Linked DNA regions of Homo sapiens: regions 2, 3 and 4 are each linked to region 1. The links are chromatin contacts, found by Hi-C or POLR2A ChIA-PET in ENCODE. All regions are on one chromosome and are shown on one strand. Each heading gives the region's core, a stretch centred on a gene start or an enhancer-like site at or near the end of the contact. The rest is flanking DNA. Distances are from core to core; before and after follow the strand shown.

Region 1 (6,326 bases), core at 1,836-4,335:
GGGTTGAAATATACTGTGGGAAAGGCTGTCAAGCCTGTCAGTGCTTAAACTAATTTGGAAAGAACTTCCCATTCTTAGAAATGTATAATTAATAAAGCAGTAGGCAAAAGAGATGAATTCTCATTGGAGTTAAAATCGGATCGTTATAATAAAAAAGCTTTATTTCAAAATGTCATTCTTAAAATCATTGTAAGAGTAGCAAACTTGCAGGGCATCTCTGGGAGTTACTGAATATTTTTCAGTTACAGTGCAGGATCACATATTAGTTTCTGTTTATGTTGTCATTACATTGAAAATGCTAGATTGAATTATCATTCCTGGAATCACAATATCAGATTTGAAAGGATCTGAAAAAATGATTTTTCAACTGTAGTGGATTAATATATTTTTGTGTTGCAATCAGTTGTTAAGTATGTCAAAATCATTAGTTATTCATGACAAGTAACTATTATACTAGTGATAATCAAAGTAGAGAAGATTGTGAAAGATATACTTACATTTGTTTTGCAATATCTTCACTTTCAATTACTTGCATTAGGACTTTCTTTTTTTTGAGTGGAGCTGAAAGAAGTTAAACGTAGGCTGTCAGTAATTTGCATAATCCTGAGTATACCGTGTCTGTTTGTTTCCAATGTGATTGCCATCCACCGGGAAAAAAAAAAGGTGGTTTAGTATCATTTCTCAAACAGCATGTGGTCCTACTTGATTGGAACTTGAAATGCAGGGAGTAATTTATCTAGTCATACATCTCATTAGCTAAGTCTGTAACCTAGGCTTCCTTGCTTCCAGTACATTGCTTTTTCCAACAAATGATCAAATTTTCAAAAGCCAATGTATGAAATTGGGGCTGAGGCAGAAGAGAATTAGGCAAGGCAATTTGCCACCTTTTTCTAATCTTTAGTCTCAGTTTCCAAAGTAAAATAAAAGTACCAGAAAAACGGGGTCCAGATGGTGTATTTTGCATATTATCTATGCTCTAGGAACATTCTTTTCCAAATCTATTTGATTGCAACTCACAGTAAGAAATTGTTTAAATCACAACATAGGACATACTCTCACCTTCCACCATATTTGAAACAAAAAGTTTCAGGAAGCAATTTTTGCCCTTACTAGACATTATGCACTCTGGTATTTTATATTGTATTACATCCTAGCCTATTTCATATAAAAATGAAATTGATTTTTGAGTTGCAGGTTGAAAAACATGCCTCTAGAAAACAGGAGACAAGTTAATCTGTTAACAAACTCCAAAGTTACTAGCTTTGCTGAAATAATGTCACAGAATAATAAACTTCCTTCACATTTATTTGTACTACAGTCTCTCAGGCTTCAGAACAGAACCTGGTAGAATCTTTTCCTCTTTGGAACACCAGTTCATGACAATATCTCAGAGATTCTAAGACTCGTTGTTTCCCAGTTCATGACAATATCTCAGAGATTCTAAGACTCGTTGTTTCCCAGTTCATGACAATATCTCAGAGATTCTAAGACTCGTTGTTTCTGACATGTTTACATCTCTGAATTCAAGATGTGTCTCAGGCCGGGCGCGGTGGCTCATGCCTGTAATCCCAGCATTTTGGGAGGTCGAGGCGGGTGAATCATTTGAGGTCACGAGTTCAACACCAGCCTTGCCAAAATGGTGAAACCTCCTCTCTACTAAAAATACAAAAATTAGCTGGGCATGGTGGCGCATGCCTGTAATCTCAGCTCCTTGGGAGGCTAAGGGAGGAGAATCGCTTGAACCGGGAGGCGGAAATTGCAGTGGGCCGAGATTGCGCCTCTGCACTCCAGTCTGGGAGACAGAGTGAGACCCTGTCTCAAAAAAAAAAGGAAAAAGATGTGGCTTAAAGGTGCCTTACATATCAGCGGTATGGCATAGTTTCATTGGCAGCCTTTGTTTTCTTTCTTGGGTAACATAAAACAATGTAAGTCTATGATTTTTTTAGAGCTGCTATGAAATATATTAATAATAATTATATAGGCCAAACTCTATTGCTTATTCATTTCAATGTATCCAGCTTATCAGAATGCCTTCTGATTTCTTGTTAAGAAAATGTAATGAGATGAGAATAGCTTAAGAAAAAAATCCTTAGTTCTGGGCTACAAGGGAAAATGAGTTATGACCCCAATTTAATTATTACAGAAAGCTTTCTCATTTGCCTTCATTGTGATCAGGGTTTGAGTATGATCTTTATTCTACCTCCCTTACTTCTGTATAGTTAGGATTTCATTAGGCGGCTAGAGGGTTCTTCGGATCATGGCTAAAAAAGAAAGCAAAAGGTTAAGTCCTAGAGTTAAGGAATTAGGAAAAAAAAATTAAGGCATTAGAAAAAAAATCAAGAATTAGGCTTTATTTTAAAAAATGGAACAAACTGTCAAATTCCTGCGTACCCGTTTAAACTGTCACCAACCTAACACACTGTAAAACTTAATGACTGTAAAACTGGCAGCAGGATCCTGAACATAACAAGGAACAAAAATAAGTTTGCTAGGCTGTTTTCATCCCAGCATGATTGAAATACACCGTTTCCTCAAAAAAAAAAAAACCTCTAATGAGGAAAGCAGTAAATTAAATGCCACGGTTAATGTGCCACTAGAAATAGGAACAAGTAGTTTAGTTACCGAATGCTTCTTAGGCCATACACTCTACACCACGATGCGTTCTTTTTTCTGTTTCGCTAAAGCTTTCACCAAGCCTAAGGCTGGAGAGGGGTCCTAACTGAGCCCTGACCAGACCAGGGAGCCCTACTGTGCAATCTCCTCAGGTTAGGAAGGGCCCAGTATGACCGGCCCAGAAGGCCTGGCCGATCAACAGGCGCTGGGCCGACGGTGGTGGGCTCGCTTCCTGAGGCTGCCCTTGGGCATGCGGAAGGGGACTGGCTGGCGATAACACCCTGGCGAAGCAAGGTGGACAGTGACTCCCGCCCGGTTCGAGCCCGCCTAGCAGGGGAAGCAACTCCACCACCGCCTCCGCGCACCGTCACGTGACGGGAAGAGGGCGTGGCCGAAGCCCGTGATCCGGGGGGCGGGCGGGGCAGGGGGAGGGCACTAGAATGTGAAGGATCTTCGCGGTTCTGGGTGCCCAGAAAGGCGGCGACGCGGCGGATGACAACATTAGGCCGCGACGCGCTCCTGGCCAGGCGGCGGCTGTAGTGTTAGCTTTGGACGCCGCAGTAGCCGCTGCCGGTAGCAAGCCGACTGAGGGAAGGTGGGGGTCCGCCCGGGCTGGTGGACCTCGGGGCCGAAAGTTCCCGCCCCGCTCGGGGGCTGAGCCGGCAGTGCCTCCGCGGCCGCTGGGCAGCGCCCTTCGTCCAGGCTCGCGCCCCAGCTGCCGCCGACGACAGCGGCCGAGAGAAGTTGGGGTCTGACTAGACGCTTACGGGGCCTCGGACCCCGGCGCCGCGGCGACCTCGGAGGAACCGGCTCCTTGCGTCCCGCCTCCCTGGGAGCTCCGCACGGGTGAGTGTTGCTCCATTCCTGAGGTTGGGGTGCTGGGTTCGCACCCCTCAGGGCGACTGCGCACCCTTATTGCCACGTTCTGAGCTCGGGCTGTCGGGGACTCCTGGCCACCCCCGCCGAGGAGTTCTTTGGCTCCTTTGTTCCCTTTTGGAGTAGGGGGATTGGAAAGGCTGGCAGGGTGGAGTGTTTAGGGGCCCACAGTAGGTGCATCTGCAGCCTTACAAAAGCCGCGGCAGGGGAACGGGGGTGGGAGGCTGTTGGAGCATTTCGACCGCCCCGGGTGTCTGTCCCTCCTGAAGTTTGATAGGTTGATGGCATGGGCCTCGTTGGGAGCCCCCGCGCCCAGGAGAGCTGGCGCTTTGTCGCTCGGTGCGGTTAAGGCGAGGCTCCTTCTTTCCTGTGACAGCCCCAGAGAAGGCTGTGCCGCGCACCGCAGACCGCACCCGCCTTTGCAGAGCCAAGCGACACGGTGTTGTTCCTCTAAGCCTCAGTTCTCCCGGCCTTCTTGTAACGTAGGAGGAAAGCCAAGCCTTTGCTGTGCTTTTAAATTTAATGTTTGTTTCTAAGCCCTCTCTCAAGAGTGGAATCAGGTTCCAAGGAGCTTCACAGGCAGCATGCTTTAGGTTCATTGAACCACCCACTCAAGACTGGCTGAGGCGAAGCAACAGTATATGCAGATTTTCCATTCACAAAAGTCATTTAACACTCTTCTTTATGAGACACATCTGCGTTGCAGAACGTAACCTAATTTCATTTTATTTAAATGCTTTCTGAAATAATAGGTAACTTGGACAACGTAAACAGATGGGTAAACTTTAACTGATAATGTAAGTATATATGCATTAAATAAAAAATTTAATGATGTTTTTGCCTTTCTGCTGCTAGAAGACTTAAATGACGTCTGAGTAGTAATACAGTGTCTCCTGCATGGCAGTTAAGTTTTTCCCAAAATTAGTGCTGCTTTTGAAATAATCCTTTAAAACAGTTTTTGCCTCCCTTCGTATCTAGAGAGAGCAAGAATTGTGGAGAATCGTGGGTGAATTGATTGTTAAATTTTGCTAATTTCCTAGAGTTTCATCTAAACTTGATTTTGCTGAGAGGCTATGATCAGTTTCTATGCTTGCTAGAACCTGTTTTGCAGTGAAATTATTAAGATCATGCTAGTTTTATAAAATAGGTTGGAATAGGAAAAGTAAGGCCATGCAATTTAAAACTGTTCTCTATAAAAGTACAACTAATTTCAAATGTTTGTTACTTTTATTTTTTTTTAATATTAACCGTGTATGGAGTGACTATAATATACCTGCTCAAAGGGCTGAGAAAGGAAATAGATGAAACTTAAGCTACCTTTTGGGTCTTTAATTATGGACATCAAGTTATTGCGGTCACATTCCATGTCAACCGTTTGAACAGCAATACCGTGTACACAGGTGCTTAGAAATGCCTGTTTAATTAAAAATGGCCATGGTTTATTTCTCTTTGATTGAATCATAATAGTTATTGAATCTCTGATCTGTGGAAAGATGCTACTGTATTTTCCTTAGAATGTTACTGCATTTTAAAGACAGTCAAATATGTTTTTTATAACACATTCAGGGTACTTATACATTTGTCAATATTCAGTTCCTTGGTTCATTTAAAAATTGGAAGCCTTAGAAAACACTTTGGGGATAAATTTACAATTGTGTATAATGAATTTATGTTTTAGTTTGCTTTAAGAAAAATGATGAAATTATGAATTTGTAAAATATGCATTACAAAAGGATTTTTTTTTTTTTTTTTTTTAAGACTGTCTCACTCTGTATCCCAGGCTGGAGTGCAGTGGTGCAACTTGGCTCACTGCAGCTTCTGCCACCTGGGTTCAAGAGATTCTTATGCTTCAGCCTCCTGAGTAGCTGGGATTACAGGTGCGTGCCACCATGCCAGGCTAATTTTTGTATTTTTATTAGAGATGGGGTTTCACCATGTTGGCCAGGCTGGTCTCCAACTCCTGGCCTCAAGATCCGCCCGCCTCAGCCTCCCAAAGTGCTGGGATTACAGTCATGAGCCACTGTGTCTGGCGGATCTTTTGTTTAAAAGTATGAATTGCAGAATTTTAACCAGTGTTAGTACATTTCAACTTGGCTTTGGTTTGTAAATAATCCTTCAAAAGTAGATTACTTGAATTAAGGCATTAAAGACAAAGAATTGATACAGTACATAGATCTAGTTTTCTAATATTAATTTGGAAAACTTTTATCCTAATATTATCCTAATAACAATGCCTGAAATGTCATGTTGTAATGTTTGTATTATATTGAAAGTTAAAAACATTTATAGCAATGTTCTTGGAGCATCAGGCAATTCAAAGAGGACATAGGTCCTGCCTTAATCTTACAAATAATGACCTGCAAATAAGACAGAAACACAACTTGAATAAAAAAGCCTTTGAGAGGCCAGGCCCGGTGGCTCACGCCTGTAATGCTAGCACTTTGGGAGGCTGAGGTGGGCAGATCATGAGGTCAGAAGTTCAAGACCCGCCTGGCCAACATGGTGAAACCCCGTCTCTACTAAAAATACAAAAAAATTAGCTGGGCGTGGCAGTGTGTGCCTGTAATCCCAGCTACTTGGGAGGCTGAGGCAGGAGAATCGCATGAACCCAGGAGACAGAGATTGCAACGAGCCAAGATCATGCCATTGCACTCCAGCCTGGGCGATAGAGCAAGACTCAGTCTCAAAAAACACCAAAAAAACAAAAAGCCTCTGAGAAATATACAATTTTTAGTGAAGGTGGCTGGGTACAAGGAGATTAGTAGAAGTGCTTGACTGGAGCAGTTGTGGCCAAAGTATAGCTTCCTTGTGATGAGACACAGGAAGAGATGTCTAGA
Region 2 (7,006 bases), core at 701-3,200, 840 kb after region 1:
TCAAAGCCAGCATTGGACTTAGAATTTTGGCCCAGCCATTTAACTCTTCAGTCTCTCACTTTGCCTTTTCAGTTTTTATCAGTGGAAGTCAATAGTAATTAGGGCATTATTTATCAGTTACTCCCAAAAAATGTAATCCCAGCACTTTGGGAGGCCGAGGCGGATCACGAGGTCAGGAGTTCAAGACCAGCCTAGCCAAGATAGTGAAACCGCATTTCTACTAAAAATACAAAAAAATTAACCGGGCGTGGTGGCGGGCGCCTGTGATCCCAGCTACTCAGGAGGCTGAGGCAGAGAATTGCTTGAACCCAGGACGTGAAGGTTACAGTGAGCCTAGATTATGTCACGGCCCTCCAGCCTGGGGGACAGAGCGAGACTCCATCTCAAAAAAAAAGAAAAGAGAAAGTTAATTCATTTATTATTTTTAGCAAATATTTATAGGATGCTTAAAATATACCATGCACTATGCTAGGCTCTAGGAAGAAACAAGATGTAAAGCAAAGTGCCTGTCAGGAAGAGGCTGACCAGTAATCAGATGATTATAATACAGCTTTTGAGAGCTTCCTATGGAAACACATATGGGGAAAGGAGAGGTCTACAACCCAGGATACCATGGGGCGCAGTTCCAGGGGCACAAAAAGCCATGCGGTAAACATATCACAGCTTCCCAAAGCATCAGTTTTATTTAACAGGACATTTAAACTATTTATCTTAAAATAAAATATATATATTACAGAGTAGAAAGAAATTTTCCAATAAATTTCTTTTATTTAGCCCACGTATACCGGGTTCTTTCACCTTTCTCTTAATGAAGACTTCTAGGGAAAAGTGAGGGCATAAAGACCGGTTTTTGTGTAGGCGTTTATGAAGCCTAAGAAGCCCTTTCAGTGCCACTTCGCCATCAGTGCTAGAGGAATCCACATCATACTATTTACATTCACAGGGCACCATGTGGTTTATAAAGGCATTTGACGAATTTTGCACCTCACAGTAAACAAGTGTGCTATTTTGCTTTACTGATGAGGATATCGAAGTTTTATGAGATTAATCCATTTTGGTGAGTGGTTCAAAGTCACAGAGTGATTAGTGGCAGAATCAGACTTCATCTTGGTTTCTGACACCAAATCCATTATTCTTTCTCCTGTAACTCATTCCTTCTCTTTCCAATGATTAAAAATTAAAAGACTGAGGTAAAGGATCTCTAGCCTTTTTCTGGCACATATCCACCTTCTTGCTCTTTGGGAATGGAGGGTAGAAGTGAGGAAGGTAGACTCTGGCAGATGCTGAGAGTGAAGTTCTTGAGAGGCCGGGTGAGATGGAAGGCTCTGCTTGATGTCTGAGAAAACTTAGGGAAAGGGGCATGGGAATTAATGAAGGTGAAACTGGGTTAAGTAGGGAACACTGTGGTGACAATTTAAGGATCTATCATGAGAGGTGTCAAGATCTGCTTGTTGTTAGATTTTGGGTCTCTTGCTAGTTGCCCTTCACATAGATTATACTCTTTGTTCTCTCATTGACGCCTCATGACCTTAGACTTGCTGTTTTGACTTTTCCATCCATCAAAACTAAACTAGCTAACATTGCAAAGTTTTGGAGGGATATAACATCAAAATAATGTTTAAGATGCCCCATCTTAAGTTAGGCAGTGAGGAAATACCACAAACCATGCTGATGCTTCTTGAAAAACAAGCAGGGCTAAGCCACATATCATTACTTGGCAATGCTAAATTCCTGAATTGCTTATATATACGTTTCACATGTAACCTCTGTCTTTAAACTAAAGAAGTTATTTGCTTATAATAATTACAGATTTGATTAAAATCATACACCGTGATTCAAGATTTAAAAATTAAATGGCTGAGACAAAGAAGTGACAAACTAAAGGAAGCCACAGTATGCTTGCCAATTGTTCTTGGCAGGAAATGGATGACTCATCCTGAACATGTGCTTTCGTTGCTGGGACAATGGGGCGCAATGAAAATGTTCAACTTACTGAATAGTGTGGACATTTTTGTCATCTGTTTGTAGGAGACTGATGAAATACAACTACAGATTAATAAGAACCCCGAAGTAACCTATGCTTTTGTGTGAGAAAACTAATGATAAATATTAAGAAAAAGACATGGACTGTTTCAAAATAATCAGTAGGTTTTCTATGCACTAAAAGAGACTGTGTACGGCAGATCCCAGGAAAGTAGAGGTGGAGAAATTCCAGAATTTAGGAAGGAAACTTAATATTGCCAATGGGAGACATGATTTATTCCCAAGAAGGAGAAAATAGGATTAGTAGCTGAGGGAGAAGTAAACAAGTAAGTTTTGGTTGCAGGAGAATGGGCCATTTCTGAAGTCCTTCCTAATGTGACCCTGATAGGATATCATCTCCTGTCTGGTATCTAATCCTGTAAAAATATCTGACAGGTAGACAGGGAAGGGGTATTAACTTGGTTTAACCTTCATGAACTGGCCCAGAGTTACTAAGCACTTAAAAGGACTGAGGGGCTGTGTAGGGGCCGGAGTATATGGGAAATTTCCGTACCTTCTCCTCGATATTGCTGTGGACCTAAAACTGCCTTTAAAACATTAAATCTATTTAAAAAAATGCTTTGTTGACAAAGTATCAGTGATCAAGGCAATCCTAGTTTGGCTAAAGGATGTGAACTGAAGTTCAGGTTTTATCCCTAACTGGCTCTGTAACCTGGGGTTAGTTTGCCTTTCCGAGCCTGTTTCTATATCTATTAACAAGAAGCTTCCCTAGCTTATCTTCAAGGCCTTTTCCAGATGGAAAATGCTGTAATTCATGTGAGCAGAAATATCTGTGTACATACAACAGTCTCAGAGGAGAGCACAGTTTTGCCAACAGATGAATACCTTGAGATACCCCAGGGAAATTTACACTCTGTTATTATAGATTTGCAATCACAGGTGTGTTGTCGGTAGTGGAGCATGAGCTGAAGGAAATGATTATTGTGAGTGGGGAAAAGGGCATTTTATAAGCTGGGGCAGATTAATAATGAAGGTTGTGCTGGGGATTCCTGTTCCTTGTAACCTTAGCCATTCTGTCCATGGGGAGATCCTAGATTTGCATTTTCTCATTCTATTTGCTCAGTTAGAGCCCTCCTTTATCAAAGACTACTTCCTAAGTCCAGAATTCAGAATTGTAAAAGGAAAACTACAGAGGTGGTTAACAGAGTCCTGTGGTTTGTTCTACAGCATGTGGACTTGGCATAGCCTCCCCAAGTCTGCAAAAATGCAGGCAGAAGATGCCCTCTAAGTAAAGTGTACTTGCCTTTTCCTGCATACAGCCCTATGGACACAACAGTGAATAATGCCAAGAAAAGGAGGCAGCATAATATAACACCAACGCAGAAGGAGATTTTAGCACACAGATCCTTGCAGCAATCTTGGACCGTCCCTGAATATTCTCTCAATTCATTCTCCCAAACATTAGAGCATCTGTTTGTGAGCCAGCAGAGCTTTTCATTCAGAATCATGACACTCTGCAGGCAGTTACAGAGAAGAAAATCTTTTATCTCAGCTTTCAAAAAGCTCCATTAGGCAGATTCTTTTTCTTCTTTTCAGAACAGACCCCTGCTTATTTTAGAGGAGGTATGTTCTTGACAAGTGCTCTTCCCAAATGTGCTGCATTGTAATTCAACCCCCAGTAACTTGACCAGTTCTCTGACTTTATCAGATCGGATAGAGGAGTCCTGCTGCCTGAGGCTCTTGGCTGCAAAGGTGAATGTTGAGAGCAGTGCCTGCTGCACTCCTCTCTGCGGGTTCTCACCTCCCAGTGGCTCATTTCCAATTTTCGTGTTAGAGCTGCATGCAGAGACCTACCTGTTAGCACAAGAAACAGATGTTGCCTCACATCTCCGAGGCTTCAGAATTTATGAATACTGGTATTTGTGGCATTCATCTCACATTTCCTGGGATGGTCTTGATTCCAAATTATTTTTCTGAGTCTTTGATATTGAAAATGTCCTTTTATAGATCAGTGGTTCTCAAGCTTCAGGGCACATTAGAATCATATGAGGGTGCTTACTAAACAATAAAGATTCACATGCTCTTCTCTCAGAGATTCTGATTCAAAAGGCCTGAGGTAAGGGCAAACCTTTTAATTGAGTTGCCACACACTCACAGTAAAGTGCTCCCACCTGAAGTGCACAGCTCAGTCAATTTTTATGTATGTATACAACTGTGTAACCACCACCCAGATGAAGCTGGGGAGCATTTCCAACAGCCCAGCCCAGAATATTTCCCTGGCACCTTCCCAGGCCACCCATTCCCCCACCCTGCCCCAAGATCACCACCATTCCTGCCATTTCAAGATGTCTGCTTTTTTTTTTTTTTTTTTTTTGGAGACAGAGTCTCACCGTGTCGCCCAGGCTGGAGTGCAATGGCACGATCTTGGCTCACTGCAATCTCTGCCTCCTGGGTTCAAACGATTCTCCTATGTCACCCTCCCAAGCAGCTGGGATTACAGGCGCGCCACCACGCCCAGCTAATTTTTTGTATCTTTAGTAGAGACGGGGTTTCGCCATGTTGACCAGGCTGGTCTCGAACTCCTGACCTTGTGATCTGCCCGCCTCGGCCTCCCAAAGTGCTGGGATTACAGAGTGTGAGCCACTGCTCCCGGCCAGATGTCTGCATTTTTAACCAGCTGCTCAAGTGATCCACATGTAGATGTTGTTCTTCATCTTTTGAAAATCAATGGATGTAATACAATGGCCAGGAGAAAACCCACCTGCATGTTTTGAGGCTGCAACTAGTAGCCTCCAATAGATATTCTTACCCTTGTCAAAGTAACCTGCTTGAGAGATTTGGGAAACTCCCAAACCTACAGGGGCTGCCAGCTACAGAACAATATGCCTGGAATGTGTCTGATGAAAACAGCAATCCCATTCAGTTGGATTGCATCTTTCTCAGGTAATGCCAGGGTGTTCAGTACTTCCTTATGGAAACAATCTTGAGAGTAGGAAGTTTTAGTGTCTGTAAAGCACTACTACCCAGGCATGGTTGTTTTGACTTCATAAAAGCTATCCTAGTTTTTAATCTAGAAACATAGTTAATATTCTTTGAGTATCCTAATTAATTCTCATAACAACCCTATTAAGGTAGATTTTTATTCCAGAAAACCAGTGTCAATTCTTTGGATAGGAGTATAATAATACTGAACATTTATTGAATGCTTCCTATCGCCACTGTACTAAATGCTTTGAAAGAATTCTTTCTTTTCCTTCATCCTTACACGAGTGAGCTTTCCCAAGGTCACCAGAGGTAGTAAATGAGATTTGAAGTCAACCCTAGTCTCACTTAGATCCTAATCTCTTAGCTCTGTGCTGGAATATTTCCCTAGATAAATACAATTCATTTATTTCTTGGCTTGGTGGAATCCTCTTGTCTTGAGATCATGCAACTTCCTTGGCTTTCATTTAAGCTTTTTAATGTGTAATTTGGAGGTCTGAATATTCATGCCCATCAGAAGACATAAACTCCTACTGGGAGATAACTTCTAACATAGGTTCATAAAATAGCATTCTGGTTTATATATCAAATGTTGTGAGTTTGGTCAGTCTCTAACTGGGTCCTGAAAGGCCTGAATAGCTCTATGTGCCATGACAAAAATTACTTTCAGAACTTGAAAACCTGAGGACAATAACTGGCTCAAGATAATCTCACCATGGTATTAGCAACAAACCCAGCTCCATCTCCTAAGCAGCTCCCCCATGCTTCATGCCCTCCAGCCCCACAAGAGTTCCTGTCCTAAAGGAGCTACACCCTCCATTTTCCTTACTTTACCTAAAAATCCCAAAGAAGGAATGTAGGTTCAAGAGAAACATTTACTATTTCTTTACCTTTGCCATTGAAGATGTACATACAATGATGTGAATATTAGTGTTTGAAGTTCTGGTCCCAGTGTTTTATTGGTTGTACCATAAATTTTAGTGGAAAAGGCAGGGTGCGGTGGCTCATGCCTGTAATCCCAGCACTTTGGGAGGCCAAGGTGGGCGAATCATGAGGTCAGGAGATTGAGACCACCCTGGCCAATATGGTGAAACTCCGTCTCTACTACAAATACAAAAATTAGCTGGGTGTGGTGGTGTGTGCCTGTAGTCCCAGCTACTCGGGAAGCTGAGGCAGGAGAATAGCTTGAACCTGGGAGGCAGAGGTTGTAGTGAGCTGAGATGATACCACTGCACTCCAGCCTGGGCGACAGAGTAAGACTCCATCTAAAAAAAAAAAAAAAAAAAAAAAAAAAAAATTAGTGGAAAAAAAATTGCCTCAAGGTTGTTTTCCTAGGCAGGCCTAATTTCTTTCAGAAATGAGAGTGATAGGTGCCATAGTCTACATTCATGAAAAATTTCATTTCCTTTTGCTTATTTACAGTAAGCAAAATCCAAGTATATTCTCATGAATGGCCTGACCAATACCAGTCTTCCTTAGCTTTGCAGACACAATTGTGCACAGAGCACACCTGGTACTTTTTAGATATGTGTATTATCCCTCACAGAGAAGGAACAAAATGTACTTTTCATTTTAATACTTTCCCTTAGTTTTAATTTTTGGCTCCATCCATGGATATGTCATTCATCAGTATAGAAGGCAGTTTGATCTCAATGGCAGCAATAATCCCACAGCATGCAGATACTAATGCTTAAGAGTCTGTTCAGGTTAAGGCAAATGCACTCTATGGTTTGTGAAACAACTTAACAGGGACTTAAGAGCTCTCATACCCATTTTGGATTTATTCAAGCATCTCTCTAGTATTTCACTAGGATACATGCTCCATGAGTACAGAGATTTTTATCTTTGATGACTTTGTGTCCCTAGTATCCAAAACAAAAGTGCTCAATAAATAGTGAATGAATTCATTTATCCATCCATCCATCCAGTCATCCATCTACCTATCTATCCATTGTTTACCATTCCACCTCAGCTAAGGTACCTGCATCCTTAAGTGCATAGAAAGAAAAATAATCTGCCTCCTCCAAGATGACTGGAAAGC
Region 3 (7,277 bases), core at 1,067-3,566, 630 kb after region 1:
GATATATTATCCTGTGTCATCATGTTACTTTGGCTGTCTCCTTTTTCCCAGCATTCAGAGGATCAAAAGTTTGTAACATTTATTTATTTATTCAGTAAACAGTTATTGATCTTCACTATGGGCTGGGTGTAATGGCATTCACAAAGATAAATAAGACAAAATCACTGTTTCCAAGAAGTCACAGTGTTGTGAGTGTGGTAAGAGATAGGAAGATTACAGGATGGTTAAAAAACAAAGTAGGCCAGGTGTGTTGGCTCATGTCTATAATCCCAGAGCTTTGGGGGGCAGAGGCGAGTGGATTGCTTGAGGCCAGGAGATCGAGACCAGCCTGGGCAACATAGTGAGACCCCATCTCTACAAAAAATAAAAGAATTAGCTGGGTGCAGTGGTGCATGCCTGTAGTCCCAACTACTGGGAAGGCTGAGGCAGAAGCATCAATTGAGCTCAGAAGTTAGAGTCAGCAGTGAGCTATGATCACACCACTGCACCCCAGCCTGGGCAACGGAGACTGTCTCTAAAGCAACAACAATAACAAGATAATAAATACTGTCTGTGACACAGGTATGAGGAGGTTGCTATAGAAGCTGAGCCAAGGGAGCCCCTACCTCTGGCCTGGGGGCAAGAGGAACCATTGAAGAAAATTTGAAACCTCTGAAATAGGCAGGGATAAAAAGTGTCCCAGAGACAGTTACACTATGTGAGAAGTAAATGGGAGGTGAGAAAATGGAACCAAGGTGGGTAGCTTTTTGTACTTTCGTAGATTTGCAACTGAGCTTCAGCAATATTTCTACCCTGATCTATGTTATTTTTATTTTATTTTAATTTTTTTTTTATTTGAGACAGAGTCTCACTCTATTGCGCAGGCTGGAGTGCAGTGGCACGATCTCGGCTCACTGCAACCTCCTCCTCCCAGGTTCAAGCAATACTCCTGCCTCAGCCCCCCGGTAGCTGGGATTACAGGCATGCACCACCATGCCTCGCTAATTTTTGTATTTTTAGTAGAGATGGGGTTTCACTATGTTGGCCAGACTGGGGTCGAACTTCTGACCTCAGGCGATCCACCTGCCTTGGCCTCCCAAAGTGCTGGGATTACAGGCATGAGCCACCATGCCTGGCCAATCTATGTTATTTTTAAAAGAAGAAGAGAAATAGATCAAGGAAGAGGAGAAAGACCTGGTTCCATAGATCTGACTCTGCAGTTTGTGTGCTGTGTAATAGAGAAAAGTTAGTGTCAATTTGGACATGGGCCAAATGACCTTTTGAGTCTCTTGTAGCACAAATGACCTGGAATCCTGTTTTCTTTATGATTATGAAGCTGGGCATAGGTATTCTGATGGGCACAGCCAAGATATTTAAGCCAACATTTGCTGAGAAACAGTGAAACTCATTTTCAGACATTTTTCCCCCATGACTGAGAAGTGTTAGGTTTTTGTCCAGCAGCAGTAGCTGTTGATTGCTGTTTTCCTGAGAGAGGGAGGCTTTTTTTTTTTTTTTTTTTTTTTAACATTCTGACACCTTTTTTTTCCCCTCCGTATCAGTACTGCTCACTAACCACATCATATGGTGATAAGAACTGAAATTACTCATTGACATTATCGTGGGGCTATTTCGAAAACATTATCTCATTTCATTTCCTAGAATATCATCAAGTCTCCACAATACCAGTTCCTTAAAGGAGAATGTTTTTGTTCCAACTGAAACCAAAATATTTTAGTGAATTTTGTCTTCAGTATTACTTCCTTCCTATTCTAATACTGTGGTCAAAAGTATAACTTTTGGCAAACTCTTTGCCATAGCGGAATCTGACTTAGTTTGCTGAATTTGAAGTTAGCTGTTTTCAGTAATTTCTTTTCTTTTTTTTTTTTTTTTTTTTTTTTTTTGAGATGGAGTCTTGCTCAGCCCCCCAGGCTGGAGTGCAGTGGTGTGATCTCGGCTCACTGCAGCTACCATCTCCTGGGTTCAAGTGATTCTCCTGTCTCAGCCTCCTGAGTAGCTGGGATTACAGGCACCCATCATCATGCTCGGCTAATTTTTGTATTTTAATAGAGATGGGGTTACTCCATGTTGGCCAAGCTGGTCTTGCACTCCTGACCTCAGGTGATCTGCCCCCCTCGGCCTCCCAAAATGCTGGGATTACAGGCTTGAGCCACCGCATGCAGCCTGTTTTCAGTGATTTGTCTTTACTCTTTATGTAGATTATCTGCATTGCAGATTACTTATTGTAATTTTCAAATCCTGGGCTGAATTTCTTTCATCATTTCCTGTGGATTTGTCATCTCTTTCCTCATCCTCACCCTCTATTCAGGCACCATGTAACCAGGCAGTTAGACAAAGCATTGTTTCATAGCTGAATCCATCACATATTTTTTTTATATATATTCCCAAAGGTATACAAATAGTTTTCATATTGTTTGAGAGTTTGATTTGTTTCCACTAACATAGAAAAATAGTTGTTTAATAATTAGACACTCCTTTTGTTTGATCTTGACTCCTTTTTCATGAGACCAGATGAAGTATTCATTAATGTTCCTATGAAATAATTATTTTGAAAACTTTTAACCAGTTCCAGTTTTTTTTTTTTTCACTTTTCTGATGTATTGATCATTCATGCATTCACTGACCATTTACACCATTTTTATATTGCTCTCTAAACTGCTATATTCAAAGCTAATTGTAGGCAACATCCTTAAATACAGTTAAAGCAATAATAGTTCAGGGGGACGAGTGTTAGCAGCATTTTAGGATATTCAGAGAAAGAGGTACAGTAAGACATCTTAGAGCTTCTGGGAGGCCAAGGGGCTTGCTGGCTAATGTTTCAACCATCAGAACTTGTTTGAGCAACAGTCTTGGCCCTACTACATGAGTCATAAACACCAGGATAGGCGATGCCTTCAGCCAGATGCAATGGAAAAGAGTTTGTTAACATGGAAAATATGGGATGGCTATACCACATACGTCAGTAGGACTCCCAGAACTGAGTCTTTTAGACCCGTTAATTACTTTTTGAGTGAATTAATGTATATGAGCAAACACATTTAGGGTGTTGCTAGCCTTATTAGCCAATAAGCACAATTCCTTGCCAGACAGTTTAAGACTGAGACCAGCTAGTTAATGAATTTACTGAAAGGCTCATTTATAAGGCTGCTTCACAGAGAATTTAGCAATAAACAATTCTGCCAACTCTTGATCTTTCAGCTATAGCCTTTCTTCCTGTATTTCTTTGGAATAACACATAATTAACATACAGCGATCAAGTTTTTGCTTGTCATTTAATATAGCACATTTTTTCTTTTGTTTTTTAGTATCTTTGCATATCAAGCAATGCTTTTAAAACTTATGCAAGCGTTGTATTTTGGACTCTATTTCTTTATAATTTTTTGTATCATCCTGCTGGGTAGATAGTGTGGGAAGAAATGCAGAGATTTTTATTGAATACTGCCTTGTTTTTAGGTGGTGTTTAATATTTAGATATGTTGGGTCTGCTAATTTAGGAGGAAAAAGTATTCTTTGGATTTTTCTTTTGCATAGCTTATTTTAGTTGCCAATCTTTTCTGGGTCTGAAGGGTCAAAAATGGCTGATAAAAATAGGTAAATAGCAATGAATGTGGTTGTAGGAAAATAGGAACTGATGGTGCTATGAAAGTGTTAATCTCCCATCATCAGTCTATATTCCTGGTTTTAGTGTCACAGGAATTTGACAGCCTCCTGAACTTTAGCCACCTCTCAGAAAATCCTGCTTCTCTTTTGAACAATGACTCCAGGGCTGGAAGATGGGTGAGGCATCCACTTAGTGTGTCAACAATGTAGAAAGGACCATGGTGAGAAGCTGACTAGAAGCCCACAGTGCTAGTTAAAGAGAAGAGGACTTTGAAAAGAAGTGAGAATAAGTGTGAACAGTTGACTCCAAGTAGGAAATTAGTGGAGGATGAACTAAATTAGAGTTCGGGATAAGCAAAGAACAAAGGTATATTCTATGGCCAGGATCCAGGCTGGTTGTGTAGTGAGTGAGGCAGTTTTATGTATTGAGTGTGCATTCACAGAATGTAGGGGTGCGTGTGTGTGTGTGTGTGTGTGTGATCAAGTCAGCTGTTTTCTCTTTAGCTCCAGTTAGTTGTCAACATGTGGGCCTAATGTTGCTGGGTCATCCCACTTTTCAGAAGAAATGGGAAACCTGATATTTTAAAGGGAATATGTAATTTTTTTTTTTTTTTTTGAGATGGAGTCTTGCGATGTCACCCAGGCTGGAGTGCCGTGGCTTGATCTCGGCTCACTGCAACCCCTGCCTCCCGGATTCAAGTGATTCTCCTGCCTCAGCCTCCCGAGTAGTTGGGCTTACAGGCGAGTGCCACCACACCGGGCTAATTTTCGTATTTTTAGTAGAAACGGGGTTTCAGCATCTTGGCCAGGCTGGTCTTAAACTCCTGACCTCGTGATCCACCTGCCTTGGCCTCCCAAAGTGCTAGGGTTACAGACATGAGCCACTGCGCCCAGCCAATATGTCAGATTTTAAAATGTAGCACTACATTAAAAAAACTGTGTGAGCCCAGATGACTATCTATGAGCTGATGGGACACTTTGGTCATCAGTGGGTCACCTCTATTCAAAGCTGATTTCAGGATTACATGCTACATGCTGAGAATTGTGCTACTGATTAACTGGGCAACCTCAAAATCACCATCTGAATAATGTGCTCTAAGAAGACTTAGCACATAAGGTTGTTTTGAGAATTAAGTAAGATGATTGATTAAAAAAGCCTCTGCCACAATGCAAGGCAGATAATAAGATAATAAGTGTTAGCTGAATTTGTATCAGCAACCTCACGTAGTACTGAGGGCTGGGTTGGTCTTTTTCATGTCTACATTCAAGACAAGCTTAGGAGGAATAAGTGGTGAGTTCTGTTATGTGTTTTTACAATGGCTTCCTCCAGAAGTCTCTCTTCGCCTTTGTCTGCCAAGGTACATATTTGAGATAAACCTTTGCAGCTATAGATAGGTCTCTGTTCAATATAAATGCCCCCTGCCTCATGGGTGAGTGGGCATGGAGGTGTAAGGTGGTAGAGATCATATGAATTGCATAGATGTAGCTATAGTACCTTTGTGGCCTTCTGCCTCCCCATCCCACAATCTACTCCTTGAGAGACTGCTTATCCCTAGAGCTTACTTTCAACCATCAACCAGACACTTAAGACACTTGAGACAATTAGTTATCTGAGTATAACTAGACATAAACCTAGCCACCTCCATGAATCAGGGATGTCAAGGGAAAAAAAGATTTGACTGTCTGTCTTTGGGAAGCATCTAACTTTCCTTTACAGAAAGGTACAGGGAAAAACCTGTCTGTCTTCCTCAATTTACATTTCTTGCTAGTTTTCACCCAGTGTTCCCTTCCACTGTATCCCCACTATGACACATATTAGGGAGCTGTTCCTTAGTGTTCAGAAGGTGTCACAAGGCTCTTAGGGCCAGGGGGAGAAGCAGCTTCATCTCGCTAGGCAGCTCCGGGTGTTAGGCTGTCCAGTGTCATACATAAAGGCTTATGAGATTCAGTTTGGAATGATGTCCCAAACTATTAGTGATGTCTTCCATAGGCCCATGAGTGGAAAGTAGAAAGACATGCTAATTCTGTGCCTAGTAAATATAAATATTCACTTAAATTTGATTTAAAAACAAGGAAAGAAAAGTAAGTTTGCCCATATCTATCCCTGGGTTTGTTTTGATGTGTTGAAACTAAAGGACAGGCCGGGTGCGGTGGCTCATGAGCGCCTGTAATCCCAGCACTCTGGGAGGCTGAGGTGGGTGGATCACCTGAGGTCAGGAGTTCAAGACCAGCCTGGCCAACATGGCAAAACCCTATCTCTACTAAAAATACAAAAATTAGCTGGTATGGTGACACACACCTGTACCAACTACTCGAGAGGCCGAGGCAGGAGAATGCTCCAATCCAGGAGGCAGAGGTTGTAGTGAGCCAAGATCGCACCACTGCACTCCAGCCTGGGCAACAGAGTGAGATTCCATCTCAAAAACAAAACAAAACAAACAAACAAACAAAAAAACACCTAAAGGACGGAGCCTATATTTTTAGTGGGCTTTATTATATATTTGCATGTCATTTTGGCAAGTATAAGGAATCTTTATTTTTGAAATCACTAATATGGAGATTACTCCTTGTCCTCTATAGATATTGTTTCTTCCTCCCTTCACCTTTTCCTTCCTTTCCTGTCATTATCCTTCCCTAATGTCTGTGTATTTAAGAGATGTCACTTCTAGCTCAATAAGCCACATTCTAGATAAAGAGTAGGTTCTGTGTCTGAAGATGATTCAAATAGTAAAAGATCTGGAAATTTTGAGCTCCAATTTTCTCATGGTCTTTCTGGTAACACTTGCCCAGAAAGCCAGTCTTGCTCTGCCTAGACCACATATAGTTTTCCTAGTTAAATATGAAGTTCTCTCATCATGGAGACCTCAGGTGGTGACTTGAAATGCCCCCAGGGACCAGGTGGAGTGTAAAGTGCGGGGGGTAGTTATGGGAAGGCAGTAGCCCAGTGGGAGAATAAATGGCACCTGGCCCTCGGCTGGGCATTGTGGTGAGCTGAAGGGTATGCTCATCTCCAGCTGATTGCTGCAGTAAACCTGGGTCCAGGGCTGCAAAAGCAGACACTTAGATCTTTTTGTGGATGTTAAAATATAATGTGGGGCAGATATAACATGTCTATGGACTGAATTTAGCCTTAAAGAGGCTCCAATTTCTGATATCTAGCTAAATTAGGAATTGATCAATGACATTAAGAGCAGGTTGCCTGAAATCTTTACTTATAGAATAGGAGGACCTGAGATAAATATGTGTATGGGGAGAGATGGGAATGGGTAGGCAGTGCAGAGAGGTGATGTCTTAGGGATAAGTCAGTACAGTGTCTTGAGCCCACCTGCACTACATGAAAGCCCCCTGGAAGAAAACATATGCAGGGACAGCAGCAGCAGCAAGATTAATGCTATACACGGGAGGTACAAATGCAGGACAAACATAGCAAGGGAAGAGAGACAAGAAAAGAAGGGCATGAGTAAAAAGGAAAGAGTTTACACATTTTGCAATCAGCACAGCAGAGACCTTTCAGGAAAGTATTAAATAATGTAGAGAGAGTCACTAATTGTCCTTTAACATACACAAGAAAATGACTGACAGTGAACCAGGAAACAGAAATGATGGGATTGAGAAACTGATTACCCAAAATTGACTAAAGAGCATTTACTTGATACTAAGAAGGGATAAATGGCCAGAGT
Region 4 (7,218 bases), core at 1,230-3,729, 920 kb after region 1:
GGAATAATTGTATTAGCCCATGTGTAGACAAGGGCACAGTCTTAGACCCTTCAACAAAGGAATATACTTTATTATTTATTTTTACTTTTTCGAGACAGAGTCTTGCTCTGTTGCCCAGGCTGGAGTGCAGTGGTGCAGTCTCAGCTCACTGCAACCTCTGCCTCCTGGGTTCAAGCGATTCTCCTGCCTCAGTCTCCTGAGTAGCTGGGATTACAGGTACCCACCACCATGCCAGGCTAATTTTTGTATTTTCAGTAGAGATGGGGTTTCCCCATGTTGGCCAGGCTGTTCTCAAACTCCTTATCTCAAATGATCCGCCCACCTCGACCTCCCAAAGTGTTGGGATTACAGTCATGAGGCACTGCGCCTGGCCAAAGGGATATTCTTTAAATAGCTTAGTAAGACATGATTCCATAAGTGATGATGGAATCTCTGAAACAAAACTGTGGAATTTTCATATGTTACAGAACAGTGTTATCCAATAGACATGTAATGTGTAAAGTTTTAAATTTTCATGGTGCCGTATTTTTTAAAAAGTTAGAAAACAGATGAATTATGTTGTTAATGTATTTTAACTATCATGTGAAAATAATATAATTTATATTATTTCAGCATATAATCAATATAAAACTTATTAATGAGTTTTTCCCCTCCAAACTAAATATTCAAAATCTGTGTGTATTTTATTCTTACAGCCAGTCTCAATTTGGACTAGCCAATCTTCAAGGGCTAAATAGCCACATGTCACTAGTGGCAATTAGTTGCTAATCTTGGATGGTGGAGTTATAGAGTCTCCTGAGATTGAATATACAGAAATTCGTACATCTCAAGATGCAGTAATCTTTAGCATGTCTTGCTTAGGAATAAGGGTCACAAATTATTATTCTGTTCTCAAAACAAGTCATTAAATGTCAGGTTGATAGGACATTCAAGCTTCAAAGTTGAGCGGGGAAGTATAGATTTTCCCATAGATCTCCTATAACTTCTTTTGAGGCTTTGTTCATATTATTTTTGCTTTGTTTTGTCTTGGGCTTTAAACCAACTTGATATAAAAACTACATAGTTAGTTTTTGTTCTAAAATGAGACAGCCTTACCTAAGTAATTTCAACTAATTTTTTAAAATGGACTGTAATTATTGTTTTTAGAACTGTGCTGTTTTCTTAGATGTCATTAAAGAAACTGCTGTGGGAGATGAGTAAGAGCATGTCTATTTCTATTCCAGGAATATTTTACTTGTTAACCTCGTGGTTGATAAAATTATGATCAATTAGTCAGAATGTAAGCTGCATGAAACCATGTGATAAATTGTTCCTCAATTAGAAAGTTGGTTTGCCTCCTTATTAACTTGCTTATTTTCCTTCTTTTTCTTATAGCTGTCCTTCCTGATAGATATTTTTATTATGGGTGTTATAAAATCAAACTTATATTTTAATTTTTACCATAGTAATAAGCTCTTGGACACACACACACACACACACACACACACACACACACACACATATTTAGATAATACATTGTAGTACAAAAAATTTGTTAAATAACTGTTTTCTTTTTTTATTTCTAAATCTCAGTTTATACCAGAGAGTAACCACTGAATAGTACCTAAAGAGAAGTTAACAATGGTTATGAAAATATAAATTACCTTTACTATAATTATTTTGCCTTTTGGAAATGCTTAACAAGATTATGGATAATTTATTATCCAACATTGATACATGACAACTCTCAGAGATGCCTGTCATTGGTAGCTGCCTGGATTAATTTTATATTGCTGCATAACACATTACCACAAGCTTAGTGGCTTAAAACTTAGCTTATTATCTCATAGCTTTGTTGGTTGGAATTCTGGGTAGAATATAACTAGGTTCTCTGTTCAGGGTCCTGTAAGGCTAAAATTAAGGTGTCAGCTGGGGCTGGGGTCTTATCTGAGGCTTAGGACCCTCTTCCAAGCTCATGGGGTCATTGGCAGAATTTGTTTCCCTGCAGCTGTCGATCTTGTGGACTTTGTGTCTTTAAGACCAGCAGGAAAATTCTCTTATGCTTCAAATCTCCTCTCAGAAAGGGCACATTCTCTTCTAAGGGTTCACCTGGTTAGGTCAAGCCCACCAAGGATAATCACCCTTTTGATGAACTCAAAGTAAACTATTTAGGGCCCTTAATTACATCTACAAAATCCCTGTTGCCATATAACTAATCTTGGGTATAACATCAGGGAGTGGAGATAGTGGAAGATCTTAGAATTTTGCCTACCAAATTTTCCACATGCCTTCAACACCCTCTATTCATTTGATACTTCTCCACATTGTGAGCTCCATTTTCCAAGGGTAATTTGAAAAGAAAAAAAAAAAATCTGCATTCTCAGACTCCCTTGTGGCTAAGCTGCAGATGTGTAACTATGGTTTTGTAAGTTAGAGGCGGAAGTGAGACTTAACCGTGGAGGTGAACTGTAGCAAGAAACAAACTGGGGATGATTCATTCCTTTTGCTAATGTGGGGGTGGTGGTGGCCATGGTAACTTCCTGCTCAGGCCAGTTCTTTGGTGTGGTTCTGAGGAATGGTTCCGGAGGGGCTAATCTTGAGACTATTCCTCAGCCCACCCAACAGTTCTCTGAGCTGTCTAATATCTTTCAATAAATTCATTTTTCTACCTACGCTAGCCACAGTAGCACCACAGTAGATTGTGGTGCTTACAAAATAGCCCCAACAGGCACAATTCCTAATCTTCCTTGTATATACTTTATGACTCTGGAGGAAATAATGTCTTTCTAATAAGATGAAATTCAATTAAAGCATTTTCCCTGCTTAGAGAAAATGGCTGTGGTTTATTAAAGAAGCATTTGATGTCTATTCCTTCTCAACTATTATCTTATTTGCATTTTCTGGAACATGATTAGTTATAATGTACTATAAGTTTTCATAAAACCAACATGAAAATAATTATGCCTGAATTATATGCATTCCATAAATATCATCTAGCTATCTCCTCATTTCATATTACCTCCTTCCTTTCCCTCAATTGCCACAACACTGTTAAGAGATATAAATAAATCATTAATACTTGATTTTCGGATATATGCTCTTGCTTTTGAGCTTGAGATATTAAAAAATCTCAGTTGACTATAGTTTACCTTGAAATGTTCCTCCCATGAAGGCATTTGACTTTTTTGGTTATTGTTGACTGATAACAACAAGCTAGTTCATGCTGAATAATTGTGTGAAACTCTTTTCTACACAATTTTCAAAATTCTAAACAAGTTGCATTTTTACTACGCTTGTAATTTTTTTCTTTAGGTTTATGTTGTATGACTAATTGCATTCTAAATTCCAGGAGAAAAGGTGTGAATACCTGCAGAGTATTTTGTAAATAAACATTGATTAGGCAAAAAATGCCATGTTTTCTTTCATATGATTTCAAACTGATGGTATTTTTCTGTTTTTATTTTATATATACCATAGTAACATTTTTAATCAGTACCATATGCCCAAACTTCCTTTTTATGGAAAATAACCTATTCCTAACGATAAGTAATCCTGTCTTTAAACACACACGTACACACACACACACACACACACACACGATACACTCATTATTAAATATTTTGTACCGGAAATAGTCTGTGATTCAGTGCTTAAATTGTTTAATAAATGATAAAATATTTTGCAGATTGGCCTCAGTGTAAGGTGAATAGTGATTTTTCAATGATCTTTTGTTCAGCTCCAGTGTTTCCTTCATACCACCAAACTCACACTCTGCTTATACCTAGATTTGCATCCTGCTGCTCCTGCTAACTCGCTGAGTGGCAGTGTGGCCTAGTGGATACTCTTTTGGCTTTTTGTTTTCTCATCTCTAAAATTAGGAAGCAGATTCTATGATTCTAAAATTTATCTACAAGTGGCCATTATTTATGTAAAGTAGTGTTAGTAGCTTTATTAAGGACATCATTTTTATCATGATATCATTTATCATTATTTTTTCAAATGTAGTTCCTGCTGAGAGTCTCTACTACTCTACTGTGTTTTCTCCTGTCTTATTTTATACTCAGGAAACATTTTGGCTAGTGTATATGTGCGCATGTGTGTGCATGTGTGTACTTTTAGTGCTTTCCCTGTGGAGCTGTGTAAGAGACATCATCAAGGGGATCTTATGGTTAATGACAGTTGTTTAATGCAATTACTGTATTTTACAAGTGATCAATTTCATTTAACAAAGTGCTAGTGAACTCACAGAGTTTGCACCATTTTTTAACCAGCTCCAGTCACTAGCCAATTCATAAAAATAAGAATGTACCTCTGGAATGGAGAGAGAAATTTATTTTACCTAAATGTTCAATCGGATGAAAATTTCCTGTTCCCAAAAAACATTTTTTTGGATACTTTAACGATTGCCAAATATTCTTTTAAATTTTCAATTCCAAATTGTTAGTGGGACATTCCATTGACAGGGCTCAGTGTCAGTGGGTCCTGAACTAGAACAAAGAAGTATTCATAAGCTTGGTATTTCCTGGACCTTTAAAAATCCAGGTATAAGGTAGTATCAATTAGGATTTGTTGGTTGTAAGAAGCAGAAATTAACTTTTTACTAAATAAATTGAACTTATTAGAAAGATCAAATAGCTCAGAGAAGTAAAAGAAAAGCTTTACGAGCCAGCCTGGGCTGGGTGTGGTGGCTCACGCCTGTAATCCCAGCACTTTGTGAGGTCAAGGCGGGCCGATTGCTTGAGGTCAGGAGTTTGAGACCAGTCTGGCCAGCATAGCGAAACCCTATCTCTAATAAAAATACAAAAGTTAACCGAGTGTGATGGTGTGTGCCTGTAATCCCAGCTACTCTAGAGGCTGAGGCAGGAGAATCGCCTGAACCAGGGGGGCAGAGGTTGCCATGTGTCAAGATCGCACCACTTCACTCTAGCCTGGGTGGCAGAGTGAGACTCCATGTCAGGAAAAAAATAAATAAATAAACAGAGCCAGACTGAAGAAACAGCAGGAACCCGAACAGCCAAACAGCTCGGGGCATCTAGATGCAGGGATACCAATTATCTTAAATGTTAAAGATGCACTGGGGATGAATTGGCTTCAGACATTCCAGTTGTGCAAACAGGTGTTCAATCGGCACCCATTCCAATTCCTTCTTTCTTCTTTCACTATTGGAAGTCAGGAAATGAAAATACTTAATTTCCTAGTCTCCCAGTTAGGGTTGTCTATGGGACACAGTTATAGCCTTCAGCAGAATTTCCCGACCCTATGCTTTCTAACTTCTTTTTATCTGGAAGGTAAAAGTGATGCCTGGAGCTGCAATGGCCAACCTATGACCATGAGAACTGCAACCACATTGTAAAGATAGTGGTGCAGGAAAATAGAAGGGGCTTTCCTGTCTGATAACATCAGTGAGCTGGTATACCTGTCCTGGCCTACTATCCCCAAAATTATTATTTTGGACCTAAAATGCCTTACTCAATTAAGCTGCCAAGTTGTGGTGGTTTTTTGTTTCTGTAATTAAACACAATTTTAACTGACAGTCTTTCAAGGTTTATTTTCTGATTGAATGAATTTAGGTTATAACTGCAACCCTTGGCCAAGGGAGTCCTGGATGCTATTGTTTAACAGTCTCACTGTGGCAGAAACAGCTAGATGGTCTTCTTATCCATTTCCTGTCTTTCTGAGCATGGTCAGAACACATTTCTAATCTCTTTTCTCATTAGGTATAGTCATGGGACTGACATCCAGTCATTAGAATATGAGCAGAAATGATATATGCCAGTTCCTGATGTGCCCTATAGAAATCTTCCCTACATGTTCAAGCTCCTTTCTGTCTCCAGATGAATAAATCGAAGACGATTCCCAGATGACATTGGCAATTGTGTTTTGCGATGGAGAAGTTTCAAGATGGAAGGAACCAGGGTCTTTGAGTCCTCTGAACTACTCAAAGGAGGATAGCCATACTAGAAATACTCATTGGACCTTTATGTGAGCAAGAAATCATTAAAAAAATTTTTTTTGAGGCAACTGAAATTTTGGCACTAGATATTAAGCCTTACCTTAACTAATACACCCACTAAGATTGTGTGAAGTTGGGGGAGAAGGAGCTCCTCTGGGAATATGAAGATGTCATTGCCATAAGAAAGAAAATAAGTGATAGGCAGGCAAGAATAACAGCCATTCACCACAGCAGCCCCTGTAATGATCCACTGGACACCTTATTTGCATATCAATTTATGAGCCATTAATGGGGGCCCTGGTAGTCTGAGTAATGGCCTCCCAAAGACATCCATGTCCTAATCCCAGAAGCCTATAAATATATTACCTTATATGACAAAGGGGAATTAAGGCAGCAAATAGAATTAAGGTTGCTAATCAGATGATCTTAAATTAAGGAGATTGTTCTGGACTATCCAGGTGATATGTAATTATAAGGGACCTTAAAAATGGAAGAGAGAGGCAAATGAGGAGATCAGAGTGATTCCAAGTGGGAAGGACTTCCCTCGCCTATTCTAGTTTTGAAAATAGAAAGAAGGCAGCTTCAAGCCAAGGAATATGCATGATCTCTAGAAGTTGGAAAAGGCAAGGAAATAGATCCTACCTAGACCCTACAGAAAGGAATACAACAATGCAGTCCTGCTGGTGCCTTGATTTTAGCTGATGCCTTGATTTTAGCCAATATCTTGATTTTAACCTGATGAGACCTGCCAGACTTCTGGTTTGCAGAACATTAGATGATAAATTTATATTGTTCTAAGCCATTATGTTTGTGACAATTTGTTACAGCAGTAATAGGAAACAAATACAGGGACGTAGGCATTTTACTTTAGTTAATTGGAATACGCCAATAAAGACATCTCCCCTTAAGAGGAGAGAGTCAAGAAAACAAACAATTTCAAAGTGCACTTAATTGAAGGGTGGAAGTGTGTGGGTGTGGCGGGGGGTGCAGGGAATGTTGGAAGTAAGAAAAGCAGGGAGAGCAAAAAGATTTCCAGGAGGAAGAGTAGTCTAGATAAAAGCCTGGAAGTAAAAGAGAACTTTAAAAATTTATGTAAGTCATTCTAATTAACAAGAAGACAGAATTTGAGAACGATGATGCTTGAGAGTTGAACAAGGCTAAGATCACGAAGGGTCTGGTAAATCCACCAGGAGCTTAGACTTTCTACAGATGACAATGGGGAGACCTTAAAGGGTTAGGAAATGAACAGACATGGCTAGATCCATTCTAGATGGAGTCTGATTTCA

What was found. A loop is a pair of places that touch in the nucleus more often than their neighbours do. ChIA-PET counts read pairs that join two places held with the same protein, here RNA polymerase II (POLR2A). Pooled maps may share reads with other maps.
Region 2: a pooled map shows a loop between it and region 1 (6-fold over the local background). The contact joins the enhancer-like site here to the promoter of OSBPL8 in region 1. A Hi-C loop is called at or near these places in 5 of 50 pooled maps.
Region 3: a loop to region 1 is called in a map of naive thymus-derived CD4-positive, alpha-beta T cell, with 5 times the contacts of the local background. The contact joins the enhancer-like site here to the promoter of OSBPL8 in region 1. A Hi-C loop is called at or near these places in 1 of 168 maps with a recorded cell type or tissue (naive thymus-derived CD4-positive, alpha-beta T cell), 2 of 37 single-sample maps with no recorded cell type and 11 of 50 pooled maps. POLR2A ChIA-PET finds 5 or more read pairs at or near these places in 1 of 52 experiments (GM12878).
Region 4: a pooled map shows a loop between it and region 1 (6-fold over the local background). The contact joins the enhancer-like site here to the promoter of OSBPL8 in region 1. A Hi-C loop is called at or near these places in 2 of 37 single-sample maps with no recorded cell type and 7 of 50 pooled maps. POLR2A ChIA-PET finds 5 or more read pairs at or near these places in 1 of 52 experiments (PC-9).

The regions. Positions count from the first base shown.
Region 1 is chr12:76,556,530-76,562,855 of GRCh38, reverse strand. OSBPL8 (oxysterol binding protein like 8) reads left to right here and starts at 3,085. Exons shown (of 24, transcript NM_020841.5): 1 at 3,085-3,459. It overlaps LOC105369850 (a long non-coding RNA gene), which reads right to left and starts at 2,954. Exons shown (of 4, transcript NR_188081.1): 1 at 2,623-2,954; 2 at 498-561. RefSeq lists a silencer at 3,255-3,444 and an enhancer at 3,855-4,164.
Region 2 is chr12:75,717,780-75,724,785 of GRCh38, reverse strand. All of the region lies in intron 1 of LOC105369844 (a long non-coding RNA gene), which reads left to right. Among named protein-coding and RNA genes, the nearest start is that of KRR1, 210 kb to the right of the region's middle. Within about 2 kb of position 1,950, at least 14 of the 41 ENCODE cell types and tissues checked have a DNase peak (open chromatin) inside an H3K27ac peak, as active enhancers do.
Region 3 is chr12:75,928,935-75,936,211 of GRCh38, reverse strand. No RefSeq gene overlaps it. Among named protein-coding and RNA genes, the nearest start is that of PHLDA1-AS1, 98 kb to the left of the region's middle. Within about 2 kb of position 2,316, at least 5 of the 41 ENCODE cell types and tissues checked have a DNase peak (open chromatin) inside an H3K27ac peak, as active enhancers do.
Region 4 is chr12:75,636,457-75,643,674 of GRCh38, reverse strand. The region is part of intron 8 of LOC105369844 (a long non-coding RNA gene); the gene reads left to right. Among named protein-coding and RNA genes, the nearest start is that of KRR1, 130 kb to the right of the region's middle. RefSeq lists a silencer at 1,220-1,420. Within about 2 kb of position 2,479, at least 5 of the 41 ENCODE cell types and tissues checked have a DNase peak (open chromatin) inside an H3K27ac peak, as active enhancers do.